Regions from separate parts of the Mus musculus genome. Here region 1 is linked to region 2. A link is a contact called in ENCODE Hi-C data. All regions are on one chromosome and are shown on one strand. Each heading gives the region's core, a stretch centred on a gene start or an enhancer-like site at or near the end of the contact. The rest is flanking DNA. Distances are from core to core; before and after follow the strand shown. Region 1 holds the start of Akna (AT-hook transcription factor). Region 2 has its middle 9.3 kb from the start of Col27a1.

Region 1 (5,199 bases), core at 1,034-3,533, 200 kb before region 2:
CAGACAGGGCTAGAGTTTGGTGAGGTTTAGGAAATTCAGCAAACGGGACTCAATGGTAGAGGAATTAAATGATGAAGGGAGTGGCCAGGTGGACCACCCAGTTTGGCTTGAGACCCCAAATAAAGGATGGGCCCGGCTGGGGACAGGAGCTGGGAGAAAGCTACTGTGCCCAGGCTCAGTTTGTCTGTAGCTTTGGATGGGTAAACTTGAGGGATAGTATTCCAGAAAGGAATACCATGTGGGCAAGGGGAAGGATAAGGGGGCTGGGGGAGGAAAAGGCCCAGTGTCGGGGTGAAGGACAGTAAATACTGGCTGCTGTCTTTCAACAAGGCTGAGGGTGTGCCAGCTGCGGCAGCCACCTGGTGTTGATGGGTTAATGATCAGGGAGGGTGAGCGGGTGAGTGACAGGATGTCAGGGGAGCCTGCCACCCACACAATGGGCCACATGGTCGCCAGAGCAGTAGACAGGGTCTTGATAAGATTTGGCTCTGTTCCATAGTCGCCGGGGGACTGCAAAGGGAGCCCCAGCCCCCAGATGTGTGTACAAGGCAGGGCCTGGGAGATAGGAGTTGAGAGGTTACTCGGTTGAAAGTGCTTGGTGCTAGCTCAGACTTAGCCAGATCCTGGCAGCTGGCCCTCAAGAGCATTCATTCATTCCATTCACCCATCAGTCACAAGCCCTTGGAGGAGACCAGACTCTCCCACCTAAGGAGACCCGGGGGCAGAAACTATGGTGATGACATAGGTCCTAAGGTCCCTTACTGCACACTGGGCAGGCCGTCTGTCATGGAATTGACAGCAGCCTCTCCAGGGCAGTGGCCACTCTGGTTAGCCCTGTTCCACAGAAAGGAAAACCATGGCTCTAGCCACTGAGGTCACAGTGCCAGCAGGAGGTGAGGCTGGCATGCTGGCATTGAACTCCCTGGCCTATGGACTCTAAGATTCTCTCCATCACTCTTGGGTGGTCCCCAGCCTGGCTGCTCCCTTGAGGTCCCCCCTCCCCCCCCAGGGCTTTCTGGATGGCAGAGGGTTGACCTCATGTCTCTTCTGTTTCCTGACTCTCTGGGTCAGCAGGGGCAGAGTAGAGAGCCAGGAGCGGACTTAGGGCTCCTGCAGCATCTTCCTTCTACCTGGCTCCTGCCTCCTCCTGCCTGCCCCGTCAGCCTGGATCCTGAAGGTCAGATTCTGTACCTCCTGCCCCGGCCCCTGAGTCCTCTCACATCATATCCTGTTGTCTTCAAGGGCCTCCTGCTTCTCTCAGGTCTCTGCAGCTGCCTTTCTAGAACATTCTCATCAGTCATGCTTGCGGCTTGCTTCTGCCTCTCTGTCCTTCCGGCCGCTTGTGTGACTGTGGCCTCCCCACCCAGACCTTCCTGATAGTCCTGCCTCACCCCCACTCAGCTTGTTACTCTCAGGCCCCTGTCTTCAGCCAGGGCAGGTCCAGCATCTGAGACCTGAAACCTCGGGTGTTTCCCTAGGATCTGCGAGTCCTCAGCCTCAGAGATACCAAAGCAGCAGGAGACGTTGGTCACCAGCCTGTCTCATACTCTGCCTCAGGCACACCTGACATCTTACACACTTCACTATAGAGTGAAGGGCCAGGTGTGATGTGTCTGTGTCCCACCCTGCTTCTTCAGATGGCTACACCTCTCACAGAGGTGAAGGGACCTGAGGAGCCACAGGTTGGCCATGAAGATAATTCTGTTCCTTCATCTCTGGGGCCTCTGAGGGAGAAGCTACAAGAGGAGATGTTCACCTGATCCTCTAGTTCTTCCTTCTTACCTAGACAATTCCAGTGCAGGCTCATCTTATCTCTAGGCATGGACAGTAAGTGGAAGGGCAGAAATCCCTAAGTCTGCCCTGAGATGATGAGACTTGTGTTAGTAGACGAAGTTAAAGCTGGACAGACAGGAGCAAGCGCCAAGGCTGAGGTTCCCCTTTCCCTCCTGTGAGGATGGGCAATGAGACCTACACAGTGGGAGAGGCTTTGATAAAGTCTTCGGTGATGGAAGAGACCAATTTTGGGGTGGGAGTGGAGGAACTGCAGGCTCCTCTTCCTGGGACCGGCATGCAATGTGACTTTAGCCAAGCCTTCTCTGGACTTCCTGCTCGTACAAGCACGGTTGTGGTTGCAACTGAGGTGGTCTCAAACTCAAGGCCTCAGAAGTTCTCTTCCCATCAATGCAGCCCCACACTTGCCCAGCAAAGGGTTAAGCTCTTGGCGCCAGCTCCGCAGAGTAACCCCCCCTCCTTTTCACAAACACTTGTAGGAAATCAGGCTGGGCGCTTCCTGCAAGGAGGAGGAGGCAAGGCAAGGCCTCAGCTGCAGGGGCGGGGAGAAGTGGGGAGGGATGCTTGTCTGTGAGCTGAGGCCGTTCTGGCTGGCAGAGCAGTCTGGAGGCGTTCCAGGCTGCTGTGGAGGCAGGGGGCTCCCCAGGTTTGAAACAAAGACCTTGTGGGCAGCTCCCCTGAGCCCAGGCCGGCAGGATGGTGGTGTAGTACTAGTGAGGTAAGGAGCTGAGCCAGGAGGAGGGCCAGAGGGAAGGCCGCCTTCCCTCTGGATGGGCCAGTCATAGACTCTGGACAACCCTGGCAGGCAGCCCAGCCCAGCCAGGAAATCACAGCTACGCAGCTGCTGCCACTCCTGTCCAGTTCTGGGAGTCCGGCCCCCACGAAAGAGTGGACCCCAAGATGCTAGTTTCCAGTTCCAGATCCAATTTGGTTCCCTTGGTGAACTTGGACCCGTGTTGGTCCCTCTCTGTCCCCCGGGGTGGGCTCATCTCAAGGCCAGTTAGTGCTTGGGTTACTGAGGGTCTCGAGATGTTCGGAAGTGAGGAACAGGCCAGGAGATGACACCCTCCTACCCAAATAAGGGCAGGGACAAAGTGGGGGCCAGGAAGCCAGCTTAGAGCTACAGTAGGACAAGATGAGAGTCAGTAATAGCCTGGCCCCTTGTTAGTTCCTCCCAGGCTCTTTGGGTGAGCCAAGGGACAGTCCGGGGACATCCGTCATGGGTATCTCCACTTGCCGCAGGCCAAAGGCCACTCCTGTGAACAGGTCTATGCCCTGCCACGGATCCAAACTTGCTTTGGAGCCCCACAGCCCAGCCCTTCAAAAGGGTCCAGCAGCTTGGTAAGGAGGTCTTTCCCCTGCCATCCTCCTGCCTCCTATACATCTCCTGGCCTTGGTTTAATAGTCACAGTGTTCTAAACTTCCTGGTTGTTCTCATTAGGTGGGTGCCTCTGTTTCCTCATCGGGATGAGGTTAAGGTGGGGATGTCCTGGCTCTCTCTAGCTGGGTAGCATGGAGATTCTGAATGCCAGGGCTGCTGAAGGTTGAAGCTTCAGTGGGGGAGGATCATCCTGGACACACACGCACACGCACGCACACACACACACACACACACACACACACACACACACACACACACACATGCACGCACGCACGCGCGCGCTCGAGAGAGAGAGAGCTGTATGAAGCAGTGTGTGGGGAACAGGGCATTGCCTAGCTAGTTGCTAAATAGAATCCCTGGAGGGTGTGACAACATGGAGATCAGTTCTGTACAGGTGTTAGGTGATAAGAAGCAAGGACATAGAGAAAGCAGTGTTTGGTGTTTTTTTGGGGAGGGTGGGGTGCAGTTTCTCTGGGGGCAGGTGGGGACCTTTAGCTCAATGGCCCAACCATTAGCAGGACCTAGTTATAGAGGGGCTGGCCCTCCTGGGTCAGGACATCATAATTCGAATCCCCAGCTTCCACTGCTACCCTGACGGCTGTCCAGACTTCCCTGCCTGCCTGTGGCACTCAGGGGCCAGGCCCTGAGCCATCCTTGAAGTTCAGCTTGTATTTTCAGACCTCTGTGTTTTTGTCTGTGCTGTTCCTCTGTCCCGATTCCCCTTCCTCTTTCTCCCCTAGATGTGCTTGGTCTGTTAAAGCTGTCACCAAACTTCCTTCTTCAGTGGTTTTTCTGGATTGCGTCCTCCACGGAGGGTGGGATCTTGGCAAGCATGTGTGTTTCTGTATCCTAGGGGCTGAGAACCTCCAAGTTCATTTGGTGCGTCTCTGAGGGTCAGGGTGCTCACCAGACAGAGGGATGGGTGCAGCAGGAACAGGCCTAGGTGACCACCATTCCCCTTTACAGAGAGGAGCAGTCAGCCAGCCACATGCCTCGAGTGGCTGGAACATACAGGGCTGGCTGGGATCTGCTTGCCTGGTGCTCAGCCTGCTGCTCTATTGCAACTTCATCTCTGCCTGAGGTTGGTACCTATTTGACACTGATGTGTGTTTGTTGATTGACTACCTGACTTGGCCAGTTCCAGGCTCCATGACACTGAGGGCTGTGACTTGCACAGAAGAGTAAGGTCTTTCTCAGGTAAAGCTCACAAGTCGAGGCACTTGAGAAATGGGTGCAAAACTGTAACCACTGACTGTTGCTGCCAGGGATGTGTGGGCTCTCCGGAGAACGGTGAGATTTTTGTGGCTGAGTCATTGCAGCAAACTGGCCGTTCCTCTTTCTGCACGTAGGGGCCTCTGCGATGGTGCAGGCTGCTCTGCGGTGGGCTAGGGGAAAGAAAAAAATGACATTTCAAAAGTCAGAAAACCACATGCTGCAGCCCTGCCTCAGCAGAGATGTCAGGAGGTGTGGTTGCACCCCCCTCTACCTGCCCTCGCCTCCGCACTGGGCTGAAGCTGGAGAGGCTCTGTTGAGGTCCTTGCTTAAAGGAAGAGTCTGAAGACTTGACCTGGGGCCTCTGAGCCAGGATCCCACAGACATCAACCGAGTGCACACAAGGTCGGGATCCCCCATCACCATGGATTTGAAGTAGGGGTGCAGGTCCTGTACGGGAACGAGGGGCCTTGAACTTAGATTTACAGTATTTTGTGGGGATCGGGGCAGTACATGGGTGCCACTGCACACACCAGAGGCCAGAAGACAACCTGGAGTGTGAGTCTCAGTTGCCAACTTGTTTTAGGCAGCCCCTCCCTCCCTCACGGCTTGTGTATGCTAGGTTGGCTGACAACATCCTGTCTGGTGTCCATCTCCTTGCAGGAGCGTGCTGGAGTTACACATGCTTGCACGCAGCTTTTATGTGAGTTCTGGAGACTCGAACTCAGGTCATTAGGGTTGTGAGGCCAGCATTTTACCTGCCGAGCCATCCCTCCAGACCCAACTTAAGAACTTTTCCATTCATCCTTTAAAAA
Region 2 (5,355 bases), core at 1,799-4,298:
GCCTTGAGATAAATGTTCCCCTTGTCCCAAATTGAGAACACAGGAGTCCTTCGTCTCCACACCTCTGCCTCCCATCCAAGAAGTATGTTGTACAGAGAACTCTCCACCCCAGAGTCACACATCAAATCCCCTTCAGGGTGACTGTGGAGAGCCACAGGTCTAACTGAATTCACAGAGGCCTGGCTGGCGCCTTGGCTGAACCACATGGAAAGCCATCAAGCCATCCTTTATTCGAGCCAAATATCCTTATGTCCTCCAGCCGCTCCTCATCTGATACCCTCTTTCCTATCTCCCATCATCCTTTACTCCAGCTACTGCCAAGTGACCACAGCAAAGCTCAAGGGTTTAGGTGGTGTCTAACGTACTTGGGCAAGATTGTATTTACCTCCTCACTGTATAATGTCTATGGCTATATTGATACCATCCAACTCTATATTGGTCATTGACAGTCACACTATAATGTTTATACTAAACTGTAATTACCAAGGACCCAGCGATCTTCACACTTTCCTCCTCCAGGAATTAAAGTTTGCCCTCCCCATACATAACCCTGTGTAAGCATGATCCAGCTTGTTAGCATGTCTGGACTAATGTTTACATGGCTTGAGGACCTGTGTCTATGTGGCACGGCCCCTGGTCATATCCACAGACATTGATTCCTGCACTAGAAGGCTTTCCCAGATTCATTTGCCTCTAAATCAGAAATTAACTCAATTAAAGGCACCTATACATCCCCTTGGTTATAAGAGTCAAGTGCCACTGCACAGAGCTGACAGCTACAGTGTGGGTAGAATAGATGTGGACAGCTCCCCCTTAACACAGAACACCCTGCTGGCCAGGGCACTACAGGCCAAGGATGGGTCTGTAAGGGTGACACTGTGCAACCACATAGCAAGCTTGTAACAGATCTGGAAAGAAAGAGAGCCATCTCCCTGCTCCCAAAGCCCCTGCCTGGGCTTGGAATATACTCCCCATCCTCTGGCCCCAGGACAGAGGGAAGTTTGCTTGGGTGGGTCGGTCCTTTTGTGACACCAACCAGGAGATCAGAAGCCAGTAGAAGGAGCTGCAGTGCAGAAGGGGAGAGAGCTTTTTGTGGGGATTATTTTTATCCTGCCCCGATAGCCTGGGCACCTCTTAGTCTTCCCCAGGGTTGTTTTTATCTCACAGCTGGACATGAGGGCTGTCTCCCTGGATGACTGGAACACATTGACATGTCAGAATCTCAGTGTTGGGCCTTCCTTGCTTGACAGCTTCCATGGCCAGCCCACGTGGTCAGCCCCCTTCCCCGCCACCCCTCCACCCACTTTAATGCCGATCTCTTCCAGTCCTGAGGTCAGCTGAGCACATAGGCAGCGTAGGCCTCAAATTACAAAAGGGAAACGGAAGCCTCCTTGAGTTCTGGAAGCTGCTTCAACAGTGTTAAACTCGACTTAGTAGCTGGAGAGATGGCTCAGTGGGTAAAAATGTTTGCGTTGTAAGCATGAGGATCTGAGTTCAAATCCCAACACCCACATAAAAAGTCGGGGATGACTGCAAGCACCTGTAAACCACAGCATTGAGGGCGGGTGACTACAAATAGGAACTTACTAACTGCAACCAAGAACTTACTAACATCTCAGCCAGAATAGAAAGTGAAAGAGCCATCTCAGGTCAACAAGGCTCAGAGTGACACAGGGAGGTAGTCAATGTCCTGCTCTGTCCTCTGTGCCTATGTATACATGTCTCTGTACCTCACACACACGTGCACACACAGAATGTAGACCATGCACACACATGCTGAAAATAAGTAAACTTAGGGTTAAAAGCTAAGAATAGTGTGATTGCAACACCAGAGGGGTAAGGCAGGAGGATTACTGCAAATTGGAGGCTAGCCTGGGCTACGTGGCAAAAAATTTTCAATGTAGCAATGAAAAATAACGATGATGACAACGACAAAGATGAGGACAGCGACGATGATAACAGTGGTGGCGGTGGTGGCGGCATCGGTGGCGGTGGTGATGATGTTGATAAGATCCTGCTGGTGATACAATTCAGTTGGTAGAGTGACTTCCTAGCACACATGAAGCCCTGTGTTTGATCCCCAGTGCTGCAGAAGCCATGCATTAGCACATGACTGTATTCCCAGCCCTTGGAGAGTGAAGGTCAGAGGATCAGAAGTTCAAGGGCATTCTCTGGTACACAGGGAGTGTGAAGGCAGCCTGGGCTTCATGAGATCTTATCTCAAACAAACAAATGAAATAATCTCCGGCTTAGAGAAGATCCTCTTTTCAGAGTGAGGTGGACTTAATTGTAAGGAAGTCTGTGAGGTGGCAGGGAACGGCTCCCAGTCACTGAGCACACAGCAGCACTCTGTCCAGCCAGCACGCTGCTCTATGGTCCCTACCCTGGAGAATTTTGACCCTCTTCCCCCTCGTTCCCCTCACTTTTACAGGAAGCCCAGGCAGAGAAAGGGCTCCTGACAAATTGGCACACATCCAATACCATCTTCTTCATCACTACCTCCTCATCGTCGCCATTCTGTCAACAGTGATGCCAGCAACTGTGTGCACTCTCTCTCCCTCTCTGGGCCTCAGTTTCCCTGTTTGAAACCTGAGCAGGTTGGCCCAGGGAACCTCTATGGGGCCTTCCTTCCCACTCTGGCTGGCTATTTCTATGTCCTATTCATTCCGTCAACAAGTGTTTATTGAGTCCTCCTCACTGCCTGACCCAGTGGGGAAATGAAGGCAGACCTTTTCCAGAAGGTTCTCTGTTCAGGAGGTTTCAGCCACATACGCAAATTTCCTTACACGTTCAAAAGGCAAATTATGGGAAACATGTTATTCACCAAAACACATTCTCCCCATCTCTCAGGAAAAAAAAATTGCCTTCAGCGCCACCAAGGACTAAACTAACAGAGGAGAGAAACCCACCCTTGTTCCTCTGGGCACCCTTCCAGAGACTCATGTCCTTCAGAAAAAAGGGAAGCTGTCTGCCACCACGGGTCTCTGGGGCTTCGCTGGCCTATAAACAACCTGTGTTTGTCTCAGCCCTGCTATCCTGAGAGAGCAATCACAAGGAAGCGAAACACAGCCTTGCTCTGTGTGTGCCTGTCCCCAGAGGGAGGAAAGCCATCGTAAATATTTTTATCTTCCTGGTCACCAAGGGGGCACAGAGGAAGACTTTGATCCTCCAAGCCCTGGGTCACTCCTGTCCTCCAGGGACCCCAGGGTTAAAACTGGCCTGGGCATCCCATAACCACCCCTAAATGATAAGCTGACTCTTCTTGCTACCAGCCCCAGGAGGTGGTAGGACTAGAGGGAGGACCACAGTAGAAACCACTGTTGACCTTGGGTTGGTGGCAGAGCCTCTGCCAGGCAGCTGGCTTTTTGGTGATCAAGGCCATGGGAAGGAAGGCTAGAGACCATGTTGGGGATTAGAGGAAGGGCCAGGCAGAGGTGGGCAGTAGACACAAGGGTCACCACGTGGATCTGCTTATCAGGACTATGGAGGAGGCCCTGACAGCACAGCATCTAGGAAGCTGCATTCAGCATTGCAGACAGAGGACCAACTCCACTTCCAGTTTTAAAGAAAGAAACAGTAGTAGAGAGATTTCATTGACAATCACCAGCAGAGGAGAGATTTGGCTTTGTGGCCTAGATCCTAAAAGTCACTGTCCTTCCCTCCTATGATCTCTGCTTGTTTGTTTGTCTTTGAAAAAGGAGATTTATTTTATTTTATTTTATTTTATTTTATGCCTGCATGTATGTATACGGTGCCTGTGGAGGTCAGAACAGGGCATCAGATCACCTGCAAGTACAGTCTCAGATGATTGTGAACCATCATGAAGTTATTGGCAACCAAACCCAGGTCATTTACAATAGCAACAAATGACCTTAGCCACCTAGCCATCCACCTTCCAGCCCAATTGTTCTAGTTTTATTTTGTTCTTTGTTCTTTTTGAGACAAAGTCACTTGTAGCAAAGGCTGGATTTGAACTTGCTATCTAATGAGGATGGCTTTACACTTCCATCCTCCTGCCTCAGTCCACCAAATGTTGAGAGTATAGGCACCTGCCACCATGCCTGTTTTTATGTAGTGTTGGAGAGGCAAGCATCAACCTACCTACCAACTGAGCTGTGTCTCCAACCCACGGGGACCAGTCTTGCTTGTTATGATTGCTGTCCGTCTAGAGAAGACTGTGTTATTTTTCGGAAATTTCTAGAAAGGAACACTTGCAGCAGAAAGTTGACCAGACTTGAGCTCCTACAAAGGTCACCCAAGTGCAAGGTTCTGAGGCCATGGTTCCTAGATCACCAAAGCCATAAACTTCTATGCTCTAGAGTGCTAGGCTCCTCACACCTTCTGATGCCAGAACTCCAATGCTCTGAAGCTCCCGGAATCCTACCTGGCATTGACTCTGAGCTTCTATGATTCTCTGCCTTGGAGGAAGAGGTTTCCACGGTCCTGCAACCCCACAGCCCGCTTTGGGGCAGGCGAGGATTTTGCACAAGGGGACATTCATACCTGACAGGGATTCGGTGTCGAGGACCCCCGTGGGGCTGGCTCCCTGCTCCTCTGTCTGTGATGGGCAGTGCTCCACTGCCCCAAGCTTCCAGCTTGCCTTCTGACCTTTTCCTGGCTGTGTCCTCATTTGGCCCTCACTTAATTCTTCCCGCCCAGTCTAGTTTGCCAAGTGTGGACAAGAAGCCTCAGCTCTTGGTGCCCATGCCCTTGCCCCTCCTCCATGACTGTCCCTTTCATTGGGGCAGAGGGGAAAAAAACCAACAAACATATTTCTTCAAGACCGTGTGTCCCTAGGGACTATGATTTGAAGACATGAGAGAAGGTGGCCTGTTCGCTGGACTCCCTCCTAAATTGTTTTCATTCTAAAAAAACTAGAGCCAGCACTTACATGGCCATGTTTAGCTGTGATGATTAAACTTGTCAGCTTGACAGGATCCGCGACGCCTCTTGGCATATCTGTGGGGGAGTTTCTACATTAGGGTCATTATAAAGGGAAGCCCTGCCATTCTCTATTGGATGGGGGTCTCAGGCTGGATAGAACCCAGAACAGCAAGCTGGGAGCCAGCGTTCATGGTTTTCTGGTTCCTGGCTGTGGATGTGGTGTGACCAGCCAGCTCAAGCTCCTTCTGCCACGCCTTCCCAGCCACAAGGCACTGTGCTCTCAGACTGTGAGCCACCATAAACCTTCCTTCTTTAGGTTGTGTTTGTCAGATAGATTGTCTCAGCAACAAGAAAAGCAGCCAATACACTGAATGAGTCAGGTGCCCCTGGGCCTGCCCTGTGGACCTCACCTAGGCGCTTCCTTTCCCAGCCAATGCTGGAGAGAGAACCCTGCTTGTAGGAAGGAGATGG

Evidence for each region. A loop is a pair of places that touch in the nucleus more often than their neighbours do.
Region 1: a map of v-Abl transformed pro-B cells shows a loop between it and region 2 (3-fold over the local background). The contact joins the promoter of Akna here to the enhancer-like site in region 2. A Hi-C loop is called at or near these places in 1 of 37 maps with a recorded cell type or tissue (v-Abl transformed pro-B cells).

What each region holds. Positions count from the first base shown.
Region 1 is chr4:63,400,529-63,405,727 of GRCm38, reverse strand. It overlaps Akna (AT-hook transcription factor), which reads left to right and starts at 2,283. Exons shown (of 22, transcript NM_001045514.3): 1 at 2,283-2,509. It overlaps Gm52742 (a long non-coding RNA gene), which reads right to left. Exons shown (of 3, transcript XR_003955424.1): 3 at 3,602-4,557.
Region 2 is chr4:63,203,389-63,208,743 of GRCm38, reverse strand. No RefSeq gene overlaps it. Among named protein-coding and RNA genes, the nearest start is that of Col27a1, 9.3 kb to the left of the region's middle. Within about 2 kb of position 3,048, at least 1 of the 3 ENCODE cell types and tissues checked has a DNase peak (open chromatin) inside an H3K27ac peak, as active enhancers do.